Regions from separate parts of the Homo sapiens genome. Here regions 2 and 3 are each linked to region 1. The links are chromatin loops, found by intact Hi-C in ENCODE. Cell type or tissue: heart right ventricle. All regions are shown on one strand. Region 1 overlaps NDE1 (nudE neurodevelopment protein 1). Region 2 holds the start of LOC105371102 (a long non-coding RNA gene). Region 3 holds the start of MIR6506 (microRNA 6506).

Region 1 (8,000 bases):
AGTGATGTCTAGCTACAAACTGCATTTTCAGCACACGGGGTGGAAGCTGACCACCGCAAAGCCAAGCACAGTCCTGGCAGAGCCTTTTCTGGAGGCTTCACGGGCATGTACATGTTCAGGGACTGGGGAGTGGATACCCAAGACTCAAGGATGCACACAGGGCCCTTCCCAAGAAAGCATGAAGAGGTCTCTGCTGCTCTGGGATTTTGCTTTTTTTTTTTTTTTTTTTTGAGACGGAGTCTCGCTCTGGAGTGCAATGGCGCAATCTTGGCTCACCGCAACCTTTGCCTCCTGGGTTCAAGCGATTCTCCTACCTCAGCCTTCTGAGTAGCTGGGATTACAGGCTCCCGCCACCTCGCCCAGCTAATTTTTGTATTTTTATTAGAGACAGGATATCACCATGTTGGCCAGGCTGGTCTCAAACTCCTGACTTCAGGTGATCCGCGCGCCTTGGCCTCCCCAAATGCTGGGATTACAAGCATGACCAACTTTTCACAGGTGAAGTTAGGCCATGTGGATCTGACTTCACCTCATGGAGAGGCCAAACCAACCCTCATTTGTGTCCATCTTCATTTTTGGAGAATCTCAGCTTTGCTGTCACTACCAAAATACTTAAAGCGCAGGGTGAGGTCTTGTTAAGAGCCAGTTTTGTGGGGGAGCAGATGAGTTTCTAGGACACTTCAAGCAGCTCTCCTACCAGCTGATTGGGATCATAGGATAAGCCAAATTCCAGGGTGGGCTGAAGTGCAGAACCCACTGGTCAGTGGGAAACTGAGTCCTTGCAAACTAGCAGGTGCTTACACTCAAGATGATTCCCGAGGCCTTGGATAAGCTGAGTCCACGAATAGAATCCAAATGCTAGGCCAGGCACAGTGGGTCATGCCTATAATCCCAGCACTTTGGGAGGCCGAGGCGGGCAGATAACTTGAGGTCAGGACCAGCCTGGCCAACATGGTAAAACCCCGTCTCTCCTAAAAATACAAAAATTAGCCAGGAGTGGTGGCATGTCTGTAGTCCCAGTTACTTGGAAGGCTGAGGCAGGAGAATCGCTTGAACCTGGGAGGCAGAGGCTGCAGTGAGCCAAGATCACGCCACTGCACTCCAGCCTGGGCAACACAGCGAGACTCTATTTCAAAAAAAAATTCCAGATTCTCCAGGATCAGACCCTTTAAGAAAACCTTTAGGGGGGTCCCTTAGTTCCTGTAACAGGTATAGTTGGTGTCAACCTTGGTCTAGGATTTGAAACCAGTTCCAAGAAAAGCACTTCAGCCAAAACAGAGTATCTTGCAGGCTGACAGCCAAGCAAGGAGCTTCAACGGCCCAGGGCACAATGTATTTCTTAGGTCAAGGGAGCAAATTTATCCATTAAGCTTTTCCAGTTAGCAAATAGACTCTTCCAAGAGCCAAAAAGAGAGTGCCTAGAGCACTGATGTGGAGGTTAGGGACTACTTCCCAGCTCATCAGATTTTTTTTTGTTTTTTTTTTTGGAGACAGTCTTGCTGTTTCCCAGGCTGGAGTGCAGTGGCACAACGTTGGCTCACTGCAGCCTTCACCTCCTGGGTTCAAGCAATTCTCCTGCCTCAGCCTCCTGAGTGACTGGGATTCCAGGCGCCTGCCACCACGCACGGCTAATTTAGTATATTTAGTAGAGACGGGGTTTCACCATATTGGCCAGGATGGCCTCGAACAACTGACCTCACGAGTGATCTGCCCACCTCGGCCTCCCCAAGTGCTGGGATTACAGGCATGAGTCGCAGCAACTGGCCAACCCATCAGGGTTTGAACCTGGAGTTAAAACTGTGACGAAGAGAGCTGTGTGGGGAGCGTACAGGGAACAGTCAAACTGCTGCTCCTCTGCGCTGAATTTGAGCATCCTTCTGAGTCAAGCGCTTGGAAAACAGTGCTAAAAAAGAAAAAGACTTAAGGGTCACATCTAGAGAGAGAAGGATGGAGAGTTCTCTAGTAGGGCTGCAAGTCCAGAAGCTTCTCTGTGAAGCTGGGCTAGGAGTGTTTACTTTGAAGTGGCTGCAGCTTTAAGTATTTATTCCTGATCGCTGCACTGCGGGAAGTCCCATCCTTTATAGCCAGGTGGGCTTTCCCAGCCGGGGTCTCTCCCATCCTCTGTCAACAAAAGGGTCATTTGCGAATTCCTCTTCTCAGTGATCATGAATCTCTGGGCCTTGATTTTTTTTTTTTTTTTTTTTTGAGACGGAGTCTCACCCTGTCGCCTAGGCTGGAGTGCAGTGGCCACATCTCGGCTCACTGCAAGCTCCGCCTCCTGGGTTCATGTCATTCTCCTGCCTCAGCCTCCCTCCCGAGTAGCTGGGACTACAGGCACCCGCCAGCACGCCCGGCTAATTTTTTGTATTTTTAGTAGAGACACGGTTTCACCATGTTAGCCAGGATGGTCTCGATCTCCTGACCTCATGATCCGCCCGCCTCAGCCTCCCAAAGTGCTGAGATTACAGGTGTGAGCCACCATGCCCAGCCGAGTTGTTCCTTTTGACTAAAGAATTGGTCACTGAGTTGTGTTCATCCTTATGGCTTCTTATCCAACCCTTGCGTGGGGAGCAAAAGTCTGCTCTCTTCTTTGATGTCCTAAAATAAGACCTGTCTTCCGATTCAGGTCAAACAGGGCCAGATGGCCAGAGCCCAACATAATTATTTGTTGCGGTTGCTGAAAAGAGTTAAGTGTTTCTTCTGAACGGTGAAGGCTGGCAGCAGGCAGATCTGATTTTTCCTTCTTCTGCCCACTCTCTTCCTCCTACCCAAAGTCTCCCCTCACGTGACCAGCCCTTCCTGTGAAGTCGAGGTGATAAACTCAAGAGAGAACCAGCGCAGAGAGGAGATGGCAGCATTAAGGAGAGACAGGGGTGTCCTACTGGCTGGAGCTAAAATCCACCTCAGAGGCCAGGTGCACTGGCACACACCTGTAATCCCAACACTTTGAGAGGCTAAGACAGGTGGATCGTTTGAGGCCAGGAGTTCAAGACCAGCCTGGGTCACATGGCAAAATCCCATCTCTGCTAAAAATACAAAAATTAGCCAGGCGTGGCAGTGTGCACGTGCATGTAGTCCCAGCTACTCAATACTGAGGCTCAAGGACTGCTGGAACTCAGGAGGCAGAGGTTGCAGTGAGCCAAGATCATGCCACTGCACTCCAGCCTGGGTGAGAGAGACTCTTAAATTTCTTTTTTAAATCCACCTTGAAGGCCAGGTGTGGTGGCCCACGCCTGTAATGCCAGCGCTTTGGGAGGCCAAGGTAGGAGAACTGCTTGAGCTCAGGAGTTCCAGACCAGCCTGGGCAACAATATCAAGACCTCATCTCAATTTAATAAAATAATCCACCTTGGATTAACACGTATAATTTCCTTTTCTAATATTCACTGGGCACCTGTTTTACGCCATGTGCGGTATGTTCCACGATCAGCAAAACAGATGCAGCAGTCCCTGCAGTGGGGAAAACTCAGTCCATGAACATTCACACCAGCAGGGGGTGCTGTCTCGCCTTTTAACCAGGGAGCCCCTCTGTGTCCTTCTCAAGGCTGCCCTTGTCCATTTCACCTTCTTCCAATTCAAATCTTGAAAACTCACCTCTAAGGCGAATGGGGGTGAGGAGATACAGAAGAAAAACAGTATGTTCTCTCTTCAACTCTGCCCCATGGGCTATGAATAAAGTCAGAAGACAAAATCCCCTGCTTGGTTTTTGGCGTTTTTTTCCTATTCTAAATCAAAGACCACAGCAGACCAGAATCCTGTGGCTTCTCAAATGACCAAGCCTGACATATTGAAAAGCAGATCGTCTTGCTTTGAAAAACCTTCTCCACCCACCCCCGCAACCAATTTCAGCTGATTAAATTCAATCACTCATGCCTTAAGACTGGCAATGATTTGTTGACTTCAACTTGAATATCTGCATCTTATTTGTGCCGTGTGTGTTTTCTGCCATAAAAAAAATTTATATTGCAATAGGACTATAGCTACAAGTTTAAAATAGATTTATAAAAAATCTATCCCAACCATGAAGATTTCTTTGCTAAATAATGTGTTTTCTTACAACCCACAGGCGAGGAAACGAGACCTCTTTCGTTCCTTCTAGAAGGTCTGGAGGACGTAGAGTTATTGAAAATGCAGATGGTTCTGAGGAGGAAACGGACACTCGAGACGCAGACTTCAATGGAACCAAGGCCAGTGAATAAGCAACTTTCTACAGTTTTGCACCACGGCAAGAAAACCAAAAACCAAAACAAACAAACAAAAAAAACCCAACAACAACCCAGAACAAAGCAAAACCCAGCAGACTGTACTTAGCATTGTCTAAATCCATTCTCAAATTCCAAATATCACAGACACCCCTCACACAAGGAATATAAAAACCACCACCCTCCAGCCTGGGCAACGTAGTAAAACCTCATCTATACAAGAATTTAAAAATAAGCTGGGCGTGGTGGTACACACCTGTGGTCCCAGCTACTAGGGAGGCTGAGCCAGGAAGAACGCTCCAGCCCAGGACTTCGAGGCTGCAATGAGCTATAATTGCATCATTGCACTCCAGCCTGGGCAACAGAGACCCTGTCTCAACCACCACCACCACCACCACCCCTACTACCCCTGTATTCAAGGTAAAAATTGAAGTTTGTATGATGTAAGAGATGAGAAAAACCCAACAGGAAACACAGACACATCCTCCAGTTCTATCAATGGATTGTGCAGACACTGAGTTTTTAGAAAAACATATCCACGGTAACCGGTCCCTGGCAATTCTGTTTACATGAAATGGGGAGAAAGTCACCGAAATGGGTGCCGCCGGCCCCCACTCCCAATTCATTCCCTAACCTGCAAACCTTTCCAACTTCTCACGTCAGGCCTTTGAGAATTCTTTCCCCCTCTCCTGGTTTCCACACCTCAGACACGCACAGTTCACCAAGTGCCTTCTGTAGTCACATGAATTGAAAAGGAGACGCTGCTCCCACGGAGGGGAGCAGGAATGCTGCACTGTTTACACCCTGACTGTGCTTAAAAACACTTTCACTAATAAATGGTTATAAATCACAATGTCGTTGGCTTTTCTGTTGAGCTGTTTTCTATAGAGGAAAAGGAGTTGGGGAAGGCTGGGTTTTGCTTCATCGTCCCAAAGATTCTCTGAAGTCAGGGTTAACGTCATGAATGCAGAAACTGAGGCCTAGAGAGGTGAAATCAATTGCCTACAACCCCACAGCCAGCCAGAGAGCAGAGCAGAGATGCAAAGTGAGACTGTCTAAGGGGGTTACTGGGCCGCTCAGCAGGGAGGGCAGGGGAGAGAAATAAGGTGATGTGTGGTCTAAGGGCCACTGCCCCCTGCCCTCGAACATGACTGGGAAGAACATCTTGACTCATCAAAACCAGTATCTTAAGAAAAATACAGGATTTCCTTGATTTTTTGAGTTAAAACACAAGGTCTTGTCCAATGAGTCAGCAAACACTTTCCACAAAACGTCAGATGGTGGCTGGGTACAGTGGCTCACACCTGGAATCCCAGCACTTTGGGAGGCTGAGATGGGAAAATCACTTGAGGCCAGGAGTTGGAGGCCAGCCTAGCCGAGAGAGACCCCCGTCTCTATAAAAAAAAGGTGTTTTTTTGTTGTTGTTGTTAGTAAGCCAGGCAGGATAGTGCACACCTGTACTCCCAACCTCTTGGAAGGCTAAGGCAGGAGGATCATGTGAGCCAGGAGTTCCAGGCTGCAGTGAGCTATGATCACGCCACTGCACTGCAGCCTAGGTAACAGTAACACCTTGTCTCTCACACCACCACCACCACCCACCCAGCCAGATAGTATTTTAGCCTTTACAGGCTACATATGGTCTTGCCGAATATTCATCTTCTTTAAAACAACCCTTAAAAACATAATAAATCATTCTTAGAGTAAGGGCCATAAAAACAAGCTGTAGGCCCTGTCCTTCTTTCAGCTTGAGTGTTTTAGACAGACATGCCTGCAAAGGCTCTGTTCAACACAAACGATGCCGTATACCACCAACTCCATGGGATCAGACAGATTTGGGAGACAGGAAACATGGAAACAAAGGACTCCATCTTGTGACCAGATGCTAATATGCCTTGAATGACGCACAAACACATCCCGGATACATTTCTAAAAACCTGGCTTGAATAGAAATTTTCAAAAAGATTTTTTCATATTTTTTAACTTGGTTAAAAAAAGTTTTTCACCACTCTGTGGGAAAACATTAAAGTATAAACATACAAAGCCTCTTTGACCAGAAGCCCAACAAGTTCAACATTCGTTTCTCTTGATTTTATTGATCTTTTAAAAAAATAAAAGGACATCTTCTGTGGATACAGGTTAGGATGTTTCTAGGGTAAGAAACCCACCATCGCAGCGTAATTCTCTGCGGAATTTCAGTAGCACTTGGAAAGTTCTGTTTTCAACCTGAAATTTTTGCTGTTCTTCCAGAAAATAACTTAGTAACAAAATGAAGGCCGTGAAGCTGCAGGCACACTCCAGAAATTAGTGTGTTCTTTTAACTCGTGTCCCAAAGAGACAGCAGTTCCTAACATGCAGTGATGAGTGGACACACCATGGTGCGTTGGAAATCCCACGTTCACGTCTTTGACAAGGAAGCCTCCTACAATGATCTTGTGCTTTAATTTTACTTGATGGTCACCCTGGTTACTTCATTATGCCTTTGAATGAAGTCCTGTTCTTAGTGGCTGCATTACCAAGGCCATCTTGCCCCAAAGACCCCTCAGGGTCCTGAGGCAGAATTCCCCCCACCCCACCAGGGGACTCAGGAAAATGAATGATCGCAGTTTGCCAAAAGAGGTCAGATTTCCCACTGACGCTGGTTGGTCTGGAAAATTACTCTGAAAACTCGAACGCACCTCTAGGAATCTCAATGAGAAGCTAAGAAGCAGGCTACAGTCTCAGAGGTTTATGACACCTTTTTTTTTTTTTTTGGAGACGGAGTCTCACTCTGTTGCCCAGGCTGGAGTACAGTAGCGCAATCTTGGCTCACTGCACCCTCCACCTCCCGGGTCCAAGCAACTCTCCTGCCTCAACATCTGGAGTAGCTGGAATTATAGGCACGCACCACTGCACCCAGCTAATTTTTTGTATTTTTAGTAGAGATGGGGTTTCACCATGTTGGCCAGGCTGGTCTTGAACTCCTGACCTCAGGTAATCCACCCGCCTCGGCCTTCCAAAGTCTTAGGATTACCGGCCTGAGCCACCGCGCCCAGCCTATTCCAGTTTTTAAAAAGGCATGTGACTGTTAAGTTCTCTGTTCTTAGACATGATTTCAGTACACCACAAAGCACTGGGAGATTTTGTTCTGGAAGACGATTCCACCTGGTTGGGAGTTGGGGGGAAGAGCCTCTGAGAGAAGCTCCATCCCACATTTACGGAGACTTGGGACATTAAAAACACCTGTCAAGACCAATCAGGGGCCAGGCACGGTGGCTCAGGCCTGTAATTCCAGCACTCTGGGAGGCTGAGGCGGGAGGATCACTTGAGGCCGGGAGTTCAAGACCAGCATGGCCAACATGGTGAAACCCCGTTTCTCACTAAAAATACAAAATTAGTGGGTGTAGTGGCACACTCCTGTAGTCCCAGCTACTTGGGAAGCTGAGATAAGAGAATCGCTTGAACCTAGGAGGCGGAGGCTGCGGTGAGCCGAAATTGCACCACTACACTCCAGCCTGGACAAGACAGGGCAAGAGCATGACTCTGTCTCAAAAAAGAAAAAAAAAAAAAAGACCAATCAGGACCTCCGCTTGGGTTAGTGCAACACAATGGGGCATGGGAACGATGGCTCATGCTTGAAATCCCAGCATTCTGGGAGGCCGAGATGGGAGGATCACTTGAGGCCAGGAGTTCAAGACCACACTGGGCAACATGGCAAAACCCCGTCTCTATTAAAAATACAAAAAATTCAGCCAGGTGTGGTGGTGGGTGCCTGTAATCCCAGCTACCTGGAAGACTCAGGAACAAGAACCGTTTGAACCC
Region 2 (8,000 bases), 180 kb after region 1:
TTTATTTTTATAGTAAAATTTATATAAAATATACTATAATAATAATAAAATATAATAAAATATGATTTATTATATTTTATTATTATTTACTATTATTTCATACTTCATAGAATTATTATTATATTATTTTTATGGAATAATAAAGCAGTTATTTTCCCAACATCCTACTTAAGTAAAAATCTGTGTGTGACTTTTAGACGGCCCCGTGTGCCCCATTCCCTCATATTTTTCTCATTCCCTCAGAGGTAGGCACTATCACAAACTTGTGGTAATGCTTTTTATTTTTATCATTTACCACCCATATATGAAGCCCGGAACAATTATATTTTTTAGTTTTTTTTTTTTTTTTTTTTTGAGATGCAGTCTCGCTCTGTTGCCCAGGCTGGAGTGCAGTGGCGGGATCTCAGCTCACTGCAACCTCCACCTCCTGGGTTCAAGCGATTCTCCTGCCTCAGCCTCCCGACTAGCTGGGACTACAGGCATACACCACCACACCCAGCTAATTTTTGTATTTTTAGTAGAAACGGGGTTTCGCCGTGTTAGCCAGGATGGTCTCAATCTCCTGAACTTGTGATCCACCCACCTCAGCCTCCCAAAGTGCTGGGATTAGAGGCGTGAGCCACCACGCCCGGCCTATATTTTTTACTTTTATACACTTTATATAAACCTGTTGCTCAACATCTTGTTTTTGAGATGCTTTCATGTTCATACCTGTTGCTCATTCATTTTTCACTGCTGTATAGTATTCTGTGGTACAGCTAGACCACAAACGAGGCAGTTATGAACATTCTGGAACATGCCTCCTGATGCTCATGTGTAGTTTCTCTAGGGCAGTGCTGGTGAATAGAATGTTCTACAACAATAGAAATGTCCTATACAAATGTATGCTTTCCAATAGGGTAGCCACTAGCCATTATTTACTAATGAGTGCTTGAAATATGGCTCAGGCTACCGAGAGACTGAATTTTACATGCTATTTAATTTTAATTAATTTAAACTGAAATAGCCACATGAAGCTACTGGCTAACCAGGGGTAGACCCAGGAGCAAAACTGCAGGTTATAATCACCTGTTCATCTTTACTAGGTAACAATGAACTGTTTTCCAAAGAGATAAGGCCAATTTCCCTATATTTTCATTTTATCCAACTTGCTAGGTCTTTGCTAACCTGATAAACTATCCAAATGAAAATTTCTGAGAATAAAAAGGGCTCTATCAGTCAGGGTTCTCCAGAGAAACAGAACCAATACTACTGAAGAGATTTATTTTATTTGTTTTTTCTTTATTCTTTTCTTTTTTCTTTTTTTTTTTTCTGAGATGGGATCTCACTCTGTTGCCCAGGCTGGAGTGCACTGGCATAATCTTGGCTCACTGCAACCTCCACCTCCCAAGTTCAAGCGATTCTCCTGCCTCGACTTTCCGAGTAGCTGGGACTGAAAGCACACGCCACCACAGCCGGCTAATTTTTGTATTTTTAGTAGAGGCAGGGATTCACCACATTGGCCAGGCTGGTCTCAAAACTCCTGACCTCAAATGATCTGCCCACCTTGGCCTCCCAAAGTGCTGGAATTACAGGCGTGAACCACTGCACCTGGCCTGGAAAAAGATTTATGATAAGGAATTGGCTCATGGGATTTTGGAGGCCAAGAAGTCCCAAGATCTATAGGTGGCAGCTGGAGACCCAGGAGAGCTGACGGTGTTAAGTTCCAGTCCAAAGGCTGGCAGGCTCAAGACCCAAGAAGAGCTGATGTTTCAGTTTGCGTTCAAAGGCCGGAAAAGACCCATGTCCCAGCCCAAGCAATCAGGCAGCAGGAGTTCCCTCCTACTCACCCTTTCTGTTGTAGTCAGGCCTTCAACTGATTGGACGGGGCCCACCCACCTCTACATTAGGGAGGGCAGTCTGCTTTACTCAGTTTACCAATTCAAATGTTAATTTCATCCACCAATGCTCTTGCAGACACATACATCGAAGAATCTTTGGCCAAACATCTGGGAACCCTGTGGCCCACTCAAGTTGATGCATAAAATTGATAATCACCAGGGTCTTACATGGTAATCTCCCTCCCAACCCAATGGAGTCTAGGTGGTTCAGAGGTGGTCCTCTGAGCAGAATGTAATACAGTTCTAGGAAGACGGAACTTCTAGAGAGTATTTTCCTTCTCGAAACTTGTTCTGACCATGAAAGGCAACTCGTAGCAGCAAGAGCTTGTCAAGTACAGAACATTTATTTGATTTATTTATTTTCTTTGACACAGAGTCTCATTCTGTCACCCAGGCTGGAATGCAGTGGCACAATCTTGGCTCATGGAAACCTCTGCCTCCCAGGTTAAAGCAACTCTTGTGCCTCAAGCCTCTCGAGTAGCTGGGATTTCAGGTGCACACCACCATGCCTAGCTAATTTTTTTGTATTTTTAGTAGAGATGGGGTTTTGCCATGTTGGCCAGGCTGGTCTGGAACTCCTGATTTCAGGTGATCCACCTGCCTCAGCCTCCCAAAGTGCTGGGATTACAGGTATGAGCCACTGCGCCCAGACTAACATGTATTTCTCCATTCAATCAACACAGATTCCCACCTTCCTCCCCACCTCCCAGTACATTTAGAAATTCAGGAGGAGGGTCCTTCCATTCAGAAGTCTAGCTTAGAAATTCTCCCTCCTCTCTCCTCCCTTTAGTCTCTCCGTTTCTTCTTCCTTCCTTTCCCTCCCCTACACCCCAACTTCTTGTATATTTTGTCCAAGACAAACTGCTTCTTAGATCTTCTGCAATTAAGGGCATCTCTTCCCATCCGATATGTACAGTGGCCCCGGCAATGGTGACCTGTTCCTGGAAGATGCTATTTAAAACCCTGTGTGCAACTAAAGTGACGCAGAGCTCCTGAATGTGGCTGAAATGTGTCAAGTTACATAAACGCACATGCTTCATTTTGCCCTTGGCTTGAAGCTCTTCCTAACAGACTTCAGAATTATCAGCTCATTAAAGGGGAAAAAATGCAGGTTTATAAAAAAATCTTAAATAATCATCATAATAAAATCAAGGCCCCAGGGTAGAGTTGCACTTAATGGTTGAGAGCCACTCTCAAGAGAGTTGGCACCTCCCAAGAGGGTCTCAAGGAAACCACAGTGAATCCCATCTTCTCTTGGGGAGAGGAATATTTTCTGGGAATTCTCTGGAGACAACCATAAGCAGCCCTGATGCCCTACTCTCCCACGAAGCACAATGTTAACAATGAAAGGAAAGAAGGGAATTTTGAATTGCTTACTACCTAGGAAGGGCCACCCAATTTCATACCTGTGTCTGTTTTCATCCCTTGCTATGATGCTGCAGGGAGATATCACTGTCCCCCTTGTACTGATGGGGAAGCCGAGGCTGAAACAGGACAAAGTATTTGCTCCAGGCCACACAGTTGGTAAGAAGTAGAATTCAAAGCTAGTTGAGAGACCCCACAGCTTGATGACTGAGACCATGGACTCTGTGATATGCAAGAGAGGTGATAGGAAGGGAAGGGCATGGTCGCTTTAAATGCTACAGAAGGAAGGAAGGGAAGTGCTGGGTAGAGGAGGGTGTGGTCCCTGGTAAGGGCTCCACCCCCACGCCTGTGCCCACAGTCCTAGGTGAGGACAGGCATTTTTGTTTTCCTGCCCAAATGTTGCATTTCCCAAGACCACCCTGGCCTGCCATGCCCCCATCCTGTATCTATAAAAACCCCAAGACCCTAGCAGGTGACACACAAGCTGCTGGACGTCAAGAGCTGCAGATCGGCAAAGAAGACACAAGCGTCTGGATGTCAAGAAGACGTCAAGAGGAACACGCTGGCAGAAGAGCACATGACAGATGCTGGCAGGCCATCTACTGGCGGAACAAAGTGGAGTTTGGCCTGGGCAGTCGGAGGAGTGCCCAGGCTGCTGGGCGGCCTGACTCCAGGGGGAAACCTTCCCACTCCATCCCCTTCTGGCTTCCCCCATCTGCTGAGAGCTACCTCCACTCAATAAAACCTTGCTCTCATTCTCCAAGTCCAGGTGTGATCCGATTCTTCTGGTGCACCAAGGCAAGAACCCAGGATACAGAAAGCCCTCTGTCCTTGGGACAACGTAGAGGGTCTAATTGAGCTAGTTAACACAAGCCGCCTATAGATAGCAAAACTAAAAGAGCACCATGTAACACACACACACTGAAGCTTCAGGAGTTGTAAACATCCACCCCTAGACACTGCCGTGGGATCAGATCCCGACAACTGGCCCATCTCTATGGTCCCCTAGAGGTTTGAGCAGCGGGGCACTGAAGAAGCGAGCCACTCCGACATCACACACCCTGCGAGGGGGACAAGGGAACTTTTCCCATTTCATCTGGACTTAGAATGCTATTTCATGGAAACTGTACAACCATGGGCAAGAGACTTGACCTCTCAGTGCCTCAGTTTCCTCATCTATAAAATAAAGGCTATGTGATATTTTCTGCCTGGATGGTGATAGTGAGGATTATATGAATCAAAACAATAAAACACTAGAAAACTAGCCAGCATAGAAAATGTTTTAAAAGAACTGCTATCTACAATGCACACACTTTCCGTGTGTGTGTGTGTGTGTGTGTGGTTTTCAACACAATGCATGCACTATTACCCCATTTTGAATCTCTGCCAGGTTCCCAGGGCCTGTCCTCTTTACCACACTTGGTACCTCTTAATAAAACGAAGTTACTGGATTTCAAGCCCAGGCTCTGGAAATATTGGAACTCAAAGGCTGTGCTCTTGAAATATGTCCTTCGCACGCCTACCTTCCCTGCCTGCTGCAGTTCTGTCTCTGGCTGATTAAAACCTGCTTTTGCCCAGAGCAAGCTGAGTGGCAGGGCATGCTATCCCTTTTTATGAAAATCCAGCAAGCGGGTGTAAAAGGAAGATAACCACACCCCTGCCCCATGTGGAGGCCAAAGATACTTAATTATCTGAAACCCAGATAAACAGCAGGAGCGGGTTGGTAGACTAGATGTGGAAAAGCTGAAGCGAGCCAGAGGGGCTGCAAGAAGAATTATTAAAAACTAATGATGTGATTCAGTGCTGGAAGGAAGGCGAGAAAATGAGTCTGAGGTTGTTGACAGCCTCTGAGAGTTCTTGCCTGCAGTAAGATGGGGGCAGGATGGGTAGGGAGATGGGGTAGCAGTGGGAGGTACTAGGAGGTGGGTGGAACATAGGGTCAAGAAGTGAGAAAACACAGGCGTTTCAAGCATTATCTGCCAGATGTTTGCTGCCTGTTTTCCGGAGGCAGTTTTGTGTTACTGCCCTGTTCCAGTAAAGTTGATAAAATTGCCAAGCCTCAAGAAAGAGATCTCTAAATGCCATTTTGCACATTGGAAACCAGGGGTCAAGCAAAGGGAAGTCAGCAAGGGAACACACACTGGAAATTCAGAGTGAGGAGCACACTCAGAGTTCACACCTGCCTGCTGGGAGCTCACTTATGGCTGGTCTGTGAACTTGACCTCCTGGGCCTGATTCAGGGCAAGTGGGTGTCCTGGGTTGGGGTGGTTCCTGATGCATCTTTCTGTTAGTAAGCATTTGATGTGGGTTATGTGAGCATGTGTGTAAAGGGCTTAGCACAAGCCTAGGTCCACAATAAGGGGTCTGTAAATGCCAACTGTTGTGGGCCTTAAGAGTTATTACGGGAACCGGGTTCTTTTTCTACAGCACATTCCCAGCAGACTGACTTCACAAACTTTGACTGTCTGCATTGGAGCTCATCATTTTGGTCTCTGAAATAAACAGTTTATGTGCAGAGAAATGGTGATACTGAAACACCAGGGGTTTGGTCTAGGTCCTGCTGCTCGCCGCATAGAAAGCCCATCACTGACAAGATGAGTATTGCCAAGGAAGATTTTAATTGCGTGCTGCAGCCAAGGAGATGGGAGCTCAGTCTCAAATCCATCTCCCTGACCAACTAAAACTAGGAGTTTACATAGCAGGGAAGAAATGTAACAATGTATAAGAAAACAGGAACTCGGGAGGAGCAAGGAAGCAATCATGAAGAAAACAGGAACTCGGGAGGAGCAAGGAAGCAATCATGATGAATGAGGGGTCTGGTATCTCATCTCTGGATGTGGTAATCTGGTGAGTTTCAGTTCTTTGATATTTTTTGAGAGGCCTGGGGGTCCCTTCCTGAGGAAATAACTCAGATAAGACAAATGAGGGCTTCAAGCTTTAAGATCAGAAAGGTCAACTTCTGTATTTATCCAAAAGAGTATCTATGGGCCGGGTGCAGTGGCTCATGCCTGTAATCCCAGCACTTTGGGAGGCCAAGGCGGGAGGATCACGAGGTCAGGAGATCGAGACCATCCTGGCTAACACGGTGAAACCCCGTCTCTACTAAAAAATACAAAAAAAAGTTAGCCAGGCGTGGTGGCGGGCGCCTGTAGTCCCAGCTACTCGGGAGGCTGAGGCAGGAGAATGGCGTGAACCCGGGAGGTGGAGCTTGTAGTGAGTCCAGATCGTGCCCCACTGCACTCCAGCCTGGGTGGCAGATCGAGACTCTTGTCTCAAAAAAAAAAAAAAAAAAAAAGAACATCTATGATGGGACTATTGGGTCAGTTTCAATGGTACAGAAAAGTCCAAAGCCTGACTTAGTAAAATCTGTCCAAGTTCCACCACACACAATTCAACATTGCAGAACAAGACAAGACCAAGTGTGGGACTGGGGGCATCTAATCGGGGGTTTGTCCTTGCGTTGTAAAAGAGTAAGGCAAAGAGAAAAGGGGTCCTGGCATTGAGAATAAAGATAACAGAACAGCTTAAGGTTAAGGGCTCTGCCCCCACGAGACAGACACCTTGGGTTCAAATCCTGGTACTACTTTATCCTAGCTGGTGACCTCGAACAAGTCACTTTGCCTCTCCGACCTCAATTTCCTCATTCATAAAATAAAAGAGATAGAACTTACTCTATTGGGGTTCTTGCGAGGACTCAAGAAGCTAAAATTAAGGGGTGAATGCATGCAGGGGACGTAGCACTCAGGGTGGCATATCAGTGCCCGCGGGAAACAGCAACTCTGTGTGCTCCCTCATGTGTCCAAGGTCACAGACCAAGGACGTCAGAGAGCCAGGATGATGACCTCTGATCCCACATCTCCCGAGTTCTCACCATTCCCTGGGAGTAGGGAAATCTCCCTCCTCTTCTTCCTCACTGTCGTGGCAGGAAAAGAGGAAGAACAGGCAGGGGCTGTGGATCTTGGGGGAAAGGACAAGTTAAATCAGCTGAGAAAAAGGAAGCCCATGAAATAATCTAAATGTGAGGGTGCCAGAGCTTTGGGGCTGGGGCAGGCAGTCCCCCCCGGACTCATGCTTAAAAGAGTCAATGCAGGCTGGGTGCAGTGGCTCACACCTGTAATCCCAAGGAGGCCAAGGAGGGCAGATCACTTGAGGCCAGGAGTTCAAGACCAGCCTGGCCAACATGGTGAAACCTTGTCTCTACTAAAAATACAAAAATTAGCTGGGCATGGTGGTGGGCACCTGTAGTCTCAGCTACTTGGAAGGCCGAGGCACAAGAATCGCTTGAACCCAGGAGACGGAGGTTGCAGTGAGCCGAGATCGCACCACTGCACTCCAGCCTGGGCGACAGAGCGAGACTCTGTCACAAGAAATAAAAATAAAAGAGTTAATGCTGCGAGAAGCATTGGAAGTGAGACACATTCTCAACCATGAAATAGGGGCTGACTCACATGGTCTCTGCAGCAGCTGATGGGCATTAAGGTGATTACTTCGCAGCAGGTGTGACAAAACAAATCTCACCGCGGCTATTACACTACGGCCACCGGGAGTCTTTCAGCCCAGGGCTGTCACATTCCTGTCACTTAAAGCTTCCTCGCCTGAGCCTGAAAATGATCAGTAGGGTCTGAAATTTTTTTCTCTCCTACTCTGTGCCAAGAGTGTCTCACGTGTGTGTGTGTGTGTGTGTGTGTGTGTGTGTGTAAGAGGATTGTTGGGGTAAGGATGGAGTGAGAAAGAATAATTTATTGCACATTTGAC
Region 3 (8,000 bases), 96 kb after region 1:
CATGTGTTTCAAATTGCACACATTCTACATAAAGGGAGTCATGCTCTGAGGCTAGTAACGAGAGGGTGAGCCAGCAGCAAGGAAGTCGCTGTCTGCTGAGGTCTTATGTGTATAAATAAACTATTTGCTTTGCAGATTCTTGGAATGGGCTCCAAACGTCTGCTGACCCTTACCCACAGGGCCCAGGTGAAGCGCTTTACTCAGGATTTACTAAAACTTCTCAAATCCCAGGCCAGCAAACAGGTCATTGTGAGAGAATTCTCACAGGCTTATCACTGGTGAGTTGATGAAAAGAACAGAAATGAAAGTAAATATTTTAGGACATTTTATCTTCTGCCAAACTCTAAATAGTTATCTAGTATTTCTATTAAGCATTCTTTTGGAAAACTTGTAGTAGTTTTTTGTTTTTTTTTTTTTTTTTTTGAGACGGAGTCTCGCTCTGTCGCCCAGTGGCACGATCTTGGCTCACTGCAAGCTCCGCCTCCCGGGTTTATGCCGTTGTCCTGCCTCAGCCTCCAGAGTAGCTGGGACTACAGGCGCCCGCCACCACACCCGGCTTATTTTTTCTATTTTTTAGTAGAGACGGGGTTTCACCATGTTAGCCAGGATGGTCGCGATCTCTTGACCTCGTGATCCGTCCACCTCGGCCTCCCAAAGTGCTGGGATTACAGGCGTGAGCCCCAGCGCCCGGCCGGAAAACTTGTAGTTCTTCTACCGATGATACTACTCATTCCGTATCCACTTCCGTTGTTAAAACCTAGGTGTTTCTCAAAGGACTGGGATGTCACTGAATATGGTGTTTGTGAGTTGATTGACATCGTATCAGAGATTCCAGACACAACCATCTGCTTGTCCCAACAAGATAATGAAATGGTGATTTGTATCCCCAAAAGAGGTATGTGACTTAACATTTGCTGGAAGGATATTGTCTATCTCCTGTTATTTTAACATAGTGTGGCATGGAAGATGTGGTTTTCCCTCCCTGTCCGTGCTTCCTGAAGATTCCACAGAAAGCACAGTGTGAAAACTGCTGCTCTTTGGATTCTGTGTTCTTCAAAGTAGGTGAAGCTGTTCTCAAGAACAAAAGCAGGCTGGCTTTTTAGAATTGACTCTAAGGGGAAAAAGGGGCATCATCAGCACTTTGCTCAAATGCCTTCTGCAGCCTGGCTGTGGCTACATGAGCCTTAGTCATCCAGTTGAGAATCTGTCACCGTGCCTGTTGGCTTTGCTCTTCTGTTGAACTCTGAGCTACTTTATTTACTGTGCACACTTGAGAAGGGAAGACAACTCGAATGTTTTTTTTTCTTTTGCCTTTCAAATTTTAATAGTTGAAGTCAGAACTGCACAGGTCCAGTTACGGGTAGAAAGTACAGTATTTGAGGGATGCGAAACTCATGGATACTGGGGGCCAATTTTTCGTGTCTGCAGTTTCCGCGGGGCAGACCGCAAGACTTGAGTAGGTGCGGATTTTGGTATCCAGGCAGGGTCCTGGACCCGATCCCTTGAGAACACCAAGGGGTGACTGTATGGTCGTATCCTCCTTCTATTATCTGGTTCTTAAACGGTGCTCCTGCAGAACATTGATGTCCATGAAATCATAGAATTCCAGGGCCCATTCTCACTTAAAAATTAATAGAAACAATCTCAGCTTAAGCTTTCCCTCCTGTTTATTTTTGTTCAACTTTTGAAGCCTGATTCTCTCTTCTGCTAGCAAGTTTTAACTGAAGATCAGATGAATAAACAAAAAAAGTGGGGATATTCAGAAGCGTGATTTCATGGGAATAATTTCTAGAGTACTTGCTTAAGTACAGGGACCTGGGTGTGTGTCATGTTAATAGATATGGGGCAGGGGCTAGAAAATTGTTTCTAGCTTATAAGATGACATTGTTTCTAGCTTATAAGATGAATATATATGAATTTCATAATATAATAATATCATAACTTCCTGGTGTTCTGCCCTGGAACATGTTTGAGAACCACTTGCAAAGAGGGAAGAGTATATGTGTTTGTTTTAGGTTGTGTGTGTTTGGAAGGCAAGGATGATATCGTTTATAAATTCCCAAAAGGATTTACTCTAGTGTGGATGTTGAACACAAATGGGTAGAAAAAAACTGTGATTTTATGTTTTTTGGTTTTTTTAAAAGAACGCACTCAGGATGAAATAGAAAGGACAAAACAGTTCTCCAAGGATGTCGTTGATTTGCTGCGTCACCAACCCCATTTCCGGATGCCCTTTAATAAATTTATCCCTTCTTACCATCACCACTTTGGCCGGCAGTGCAAACTTGCGTACTATGGGTTTACCAAACTACTTGAACTTTTTGAAGCCATACCTGATACTTTACAAGTGAGTGAAGAAATTCTAATTTTATAAAGTATTTTTCTGAACAACGTATAGGAAATACTTTTTCACGTTCCAGACCTGTTTTTCTGGGAAGTAGGGAGTTACGAAAGAGGATGAAAATCTAAGCTATTCCAGTCAGAGAAGCCATATTCCTGACTCATTAGTATTTTTAGATAAATATGGCTTTTTCCTTCAATAAAGGATTATTCAAACTTGTTTTGGGGGTAATTATTGAAAAAAAGATTCAGTAGGTTTTCTTTTTTTTGTTTGTTTGTTTTTGTTTTTTGAGACGGAGTTTCTTTCTTGTCGCCCAGGCTGGAGTGCAATGGCGCAATCTTGGCTCACTGCAACCTCCGCCTGCGGGTTCAAGCAGTTCACTTGCCTCAACCTCCCGAGTAGCTGGGGATTACAGGTGCCCGCCACCATGCCCAGCTAATTTTTCTATTTTTAGTAGAGATGGTGTTTCACCACGTTGGCCAGGCTGGTCTTGAGCTCCTGACCTCAGTTGATCCGCCTGTCTCAGCCTCCCAGAGTGCTGGGATTACAGGCGTGAGCCACCACACCTGCTGATTTCTTACACTGAATATTTGTTCATTACTTTTATACTTTTAAAATCCTTCGTGTTGAAGGTAGGTCTGAGTACATGAGGTAACATCAGTGCTAAGCTGTTCGCTGTTGCTAAGTTAAACCAAATTTCTGTTGTTGATTTTATTTTCTTTTTTTACTACTGAAGTGCTTTTTAAAAATTGTTTTATTGTGGCACAATACACATAACATAGAACTTACCTTCGTAACTATCTTTATATCTCCTGTCCAGTAGTGGTCAGCACATTCACATTGTTATGCAACCGATCTTCTGAACTTTTTCATCTTACACAACTGAAACTTTATACCCATTCAGTAACGCTGACTTGTTTTTTCATTACTAGCTGCATACTTTTTTTGCTATTCTGTAAACACCCGTGATTTGTTTATTTTCCCTTTCCTCCCCCCGTGTGTTTTCAAAGGTATTGGAATGTGGAGAAGAAAAGATCCTTACTCTGACAGAGGTGGAGCGGTTCAAAGCTCTAGCTGCCCAGTTTGTTAAACTCCTTCGGTCCCAAAAAGATAACTGCCTTATGATGACAGATCTCCTTACAGAATATGCTAAAACTTTTGGTTATACATTTCGTCTCCAAGACTATGATGTCAGTTCCATTTCGGCTTTAACTCAGAAACTCTGCCATGTCGTGAAGGTAAATGTTTTTTTTTTTTTTTTTTTTTTTCCCTCATGGGATAAAACTCACAGTGACCTAATTCTCATTAGGACGTTTGCGTGTGCTGTAGCGTTTCTTTATTTACACCTTGAACTACTTAACTGTCACAGCATTATGACTCGTTTTGTGTCATTAGTGCTTATTAGGTAATAGAAGCCTTGGTTTGGAAGTTGAGAGTTTTGGTCTTCCTCTTGTGTGTTTCTGAATGGCCTTGCCAAAGCAATGCCTTTGTGAACTGATGAGGTCACTCTTCACCCCAGGGTTCGGTCATGAGGTGCAGCTGCCTCAGCACTGCTGGCCTGAGCTTGACTCCTTCCAGTGTGAGTTTTGCCTGTGACGTTCTTGGGAGCCCGTAATCACACAGTGTCCTCTCCCTCCACATTCTCACCCACTTAGGAGTAGGCTTAGGAGCAAGCGAGGGTGCAGAGTGGCCTTTGTCACTGGCAGAGCTGTAGTAGAGAGGGCAGCTCGTGCTGTTTGCTGTCCTGGACTGCACTTGACCCTTCCTGTCCTAGGCAGAGCAGCTGCCAGTTTTCGGCCTCCTCCCCCACAGGACCAGAAGAAGTCACTGCCAGGAGGAAGGAATGGAAAGGGAAGCATGAAGGACGGCACCCTCAGTTACAGGCCCATTACTAGCTGCACACATTTCTGTGTCATTTAATTCCGTAAACAGCCAGAACGGGTTCACTCTCCCTTTCCTTCCCACTGTGGGGTTTTTTTGGAGTTGGAGTCTTGCTCTGTGGCCCAGGCTAGAGTGCAGTGGTGCGATCTTGGCTCACTGCAACCTCCGCCTCCCAGGTTCAAGAGATTCTTCTTCCTCAGCCTCCTGGGTAGCTGGGATTACAGGCGCCCGCCACTACGCCCAGCTAGTTTTTGTATTTTTAGTAGAGACAGGGCTTCACCGTGTTGGCCAGGCTGATCTCGAACTCCTGGCCTCAGGTAATCCGCCCACCTCAGCCTCCCAGAGTGCTGGGATTACAGGCATGAGCCACTGCACCCAGCCCCCACTGTTTTTTAATGTATTGGACTGCAGCTAAGAAGACGTTCTTACCTTGGCAGAGGTAGGAACGCTCAGAGCTCTCCTTAGGTACTGATTGGTTGGAGGAGGAGGTGAGAGAGCAGGAAGCACAACCAGGAGAGCCGAACATCCCTGAGCCAAGGCAGAGGAATGGCCAGCAGCATCGCAGGAGGGCTGGTCAGAGAGGGACTGCCTGACTTCCAGGTTTAGCTCAGTGGGAAGAGTCGGTGCTGCTGGCCAGGTCAGTGGCAGTGTTGGTTGTGTAGACAGAAGCCACCTTGGAGTGTGGTGAGGAGTGAGGAGAGGTGAGAAAATGGCCCAGGTCATCTGGACAGCATCCTGGTTTGTCTGCTTGTGAAGATGGAGGGCTGTGGCAGCAGCTAGAGGCTGTGGGGCTGAGGGAGCAAGGGAGGATTTGGGCTGTTGGTTTTCCTACCTGGAAAAACTTGAGCATGTCTGAAAGCCATTGATGTGGATCTGTCTAGAGAGAGAAGATGAACATACAAGGGCGAGAAGGGGTAAGACAGGAGGGCCTTGAGGTGTGGGAGACTAGGAAACAGCACACAGAGGAAGGAGGAAGTATACAGGGCAATAGGCTGGGGGCAGGCATGGGCAGGTCTGATGTTTATCATCAGGAATAGAAGGGAGTCCTCTTCCAAGAGTGGTTTTCCACTAGAGAGAGGGACTGATCTCTGCTTAGAGAGAGAGAGGAGAGGCAGGGCTCAGGACTTAGGAGTGGGGAGAAGGTCCACAGTTGTCATGGTGAGTGGAGAGTGGCTTGATCAGGATGTCACGTGGAGTGCAGGGGTATCGAGAGCTCACTGCAAGTTGGCACCGTAGACTCTGGGAGAGCAGCAGTTGGGGTGTGGCTATGCAGGTGTCGGTTCAGGGAAAGCAGGTGGTTGGATTCAAGGTGGGAGTTTACCGATGGGCGTCAGGAAAAGGCATGGGATGAGCGAATTTAAATATTGACAAGAATGTCAGTGCCAGCATGACAAAAGAGGAGAGTGAAGCAAGGGAGTGGGCTGGCAAATTGGGAGCAGATAGGAGGCAGTGATGCTGCTGAGGTTTGAGAAGGGGCGGAGTTGAGCGGGTAGAGTCTCTTTCTGCACTCCCACCCCAACAGCAGCTCCAGACTTGCTTTTGCAAGTGGGATGCTCAGGAGGTTTGAATGATTTATGTTGGATGGGGTAATGACAGGTTTGCACTGTGACCCTGGAGATGGGTGTCTGCAGTGAAATTGAACACAGGAGGATGTCGTCGGAGATGACAGAGGCAAGGCATTGAAAGGCTATACGGCTGTGGTGTGGGACAGGTCCCTGGGTGTTCAGTTGCCCAGGATGATGAAAGGGGTGGACTCAGGTGGATAGGAAGACCCCACGCCATGACCTAGGGCTTTGCTGGGTGAGTGTGATGGGTGGGCAGCTGGGGTGTGAGCAGCAAGAATGGGGAGAGCTGAGAGAGGCTCCGTGGTGCCTCCCTGGCTGCCCACTGGGTCTCCTGGGAGCTTCTCCAACCTTACCTTTCAGATTCTTATAGAATTAGTCCCAGCACACTCTGAGCATTGGTGTTTTTAAAAGCTCCCCAGGCAATTCTAATGCATAGCCGGGATTGAGAATCAAGGGATGGATCCAAGTCGCACCAGAGGAGCAGGCTCTGGTTTGGTTTCTTTCCTAAGCAGCTGTAGTGATGGTGGGGGTCTGGGTGGCTAAGATGACTGGGATCCCCTGGACTTGTATCGGTTGGTTGATTAAACCCGCTTCTGAGGAGGAAATCTATACAGTCCCATAATCATGATAAGTAGGGTGGGACCCTGCCAGCCTCCCTCCTGCCTTGGCTCTGGGCACATGTCAGAACCAGATAAAGATGCCCTGGTCTTGGGATGGCTCCTCAAGTGCCACCCACCTCTCTCTGCCTCTCAGAATCCACGGTCCAAAGAGTGCCAACTTGTGGTGACTTAGCCCTGCCAAGACCTTTGGCCCTGGCAGGAAAACCAGATAAAGGGGGCAAACAAGCTGTCAGGATGAGCATTGGTTTGTGAGAGCAGTGCCGGAGCCGTGTGTGTGCCAAAGCTCTGCCTGTTTTTGTGCCAGGAAAGGCTCACGCCACAGCCTCACCCTCGCCACCCACAGCCTGCTGGCTCAGTCACCAGATGCGTGTTTCTTCACATGGTGTTTGGTCCCCAAGTGACAATCTCTGTCTTTTTTGTAAGGTTTCCCTCTCAGCGCATTTAACCGCTTAAACCCTTTATCTCCTTGAGAATCTGAAATAATTGAGGAGTGGACAGTTACTAGTCAGATGAAAATACCAGCTTTGTGGTGAGTAATAGCAGACTAGAAAAATGCAGCTTGCCTTGTAATCAGAGTAGGCCCTCTCTCACCTCCCCAGCCCGCCCTGGGGACGCATATGGGCAAGTCGGGTCTGCACAGAAGCCATGTGAGTGTTGCTTAGAGTCTAGCCTCCCCATCCCTACCCCCCTTCGAGCACAGCAACCCACACTTCACAAGCTTGGACCACTGGCCATCAGCTGGCCAGTCTGTGTCCTTCTTATAGTGGGGTTTGGAAAGAATGAATGAAAAATAAAGAGAATGATGCAATTTCCTCCCCCATTATTATCTTGTTGAGAGTTTTCAGTTATGGACCGGCAGGGGGAGGACAGTTTCTGCTTCCATGTTGGTCTGGTGTCCCAAAGACGCTAAAAACAAACCCACTTGCTTTATTTCAGTGTAAGAGAAAAAAATTAGAGATTTTTCATCTGTTGGTCTCATTAACCAAAATGAAGTGAGCTGAGTTGGGTATAACCTAGGGTGTCTCTCTTGAGCTCTGAAAAGTGTGAATTCTCGTTTTCCCCAGGTTGCCGATATAGAATCTGGCAGACAGATTCAGCTGATCAACCGAAAGTCTCTGCGATCTCTCACTGCCCAGTTGCTGGTATTGTTGATGTCTTGGGAAGGAACCACCCATCTTTCTGTTGAGGAGCTCAAGAGACATTACGAAAGTACCCACAACACTCCCCTTAACCCCTGTGAATATGGATTCATGACCTTGACCGAACTGCTGAAGAGCCTGCCATACTTGGTTGAGGTAGGCACGTTAATGGCTCTTTAGAACTATCATTGAAAACTATCGATTGGGCATTTCCGGATTACCTGATGGTCTAGATTAGAGTGTGTAGAGCTGGAAGGGACCCGAGAGACCATTTCATGGATGAACACGCCGAGACCTCAGGCAGTGAAGCAGCCCTGCCTAAATGGGTGGCAGAAGCCAGTGAAAGCCTGGTCTCCTCATCCTGGCACTGGGGTGTGTTTGTCCCGTTCTAGGATGAAAGCCTGGTCTCCTGATCCTGGCTCTGGGGTGTGTTTGTCCCATTCCAGGATGGATT

What was found. A loop is a pair of places that touch in the nucleus more often than their neighbours do. Peaks named below come from ENCODE experiments on the same cell type or tissue, not always from the same donor. Only the 100,000 strongest peaks of a DNase experiment are listed, where the experiment ranks them.
Region 2: it touches region 1 in a loop (3-fold over the local background); 13 of 110 quality-filtered maps call a loop at or near these places.
Region 3: a loop joins it to region 1, with 2.8 times the contacts of the local background. A loop is called at or near these places in 5 of 110 quality-filtered maps.

What each region holds. Positions count from the first base shown.
Region 1 is chr16:15,700,190-15,708,189 of GRCh38, reverse strand. All of the region lies in intron 8 of NDE1 (nudE neurodevelopment protein 1), which reads right to left. It overlaps MYH11 (myosin heavy chain 11), which reads left to right. Exons shown (of 41, transcript NM_002474.3): 41 at 4,067-5,055. The coding sequence ends at 4,199. Among named protein-coding and RNA genes, the nearest start is that of NDE1, 54 kb to the right of the region's middle. In heart right ventricle, a CTCF peak has its summit at 3,479 (motif pointing right); a DNase peak (open chromatin) is centred at 3,489.
Region 2 is chr16:15,519,018-15,527,017 of GRCh38, reverse strand. All of the region lies in intron 2 of MPV17L-BMERB1 (MPV17L-BMERB1 readthrough), which reads right to left. The region is part of intron 2 of BMERB1 (bMERB domain containing 1); the gene reads right to left. It overlaps LOC105371102 (a long non-coding RNA gene), which reads left to right and starts at 6,007. Exons shown (of 3, transcript XR_933129.3): 1 at 6,007-6,092. In heart right ventricle, a CTCF peak has its summit at 3,859; DNase peaks (open chromatin) are centred at 3,767, 5,135 and 5,430; H3K27ac peaks cover 1,483 bases.
Region 3 is chr16:15,603,870-15,611,869 of GRCh38, reverse strand. It overlaps MARF1 (meiosis regulator and mRNA stability factor 1), which reads left to right. Exons shown (of 27, transcript NM_014647.4): 18 at 136-278; 19 at 762-895; 20 at 2,145-2,347; 21 at 3,352-3,579; 22 at 7,472-7,702. It overlaps MIR6506 (microRNA 6506), which reads left to right and starts at 775; the gene lies at 775-840. RefSeq lists an enhancer at 1,104-1,398. In heart right ventricle, no CTCF peak of the experiment used is centred here; a DNase peak (open chromatin) is centred at 3,979; H3K27ac peaks cover 1,933 bases.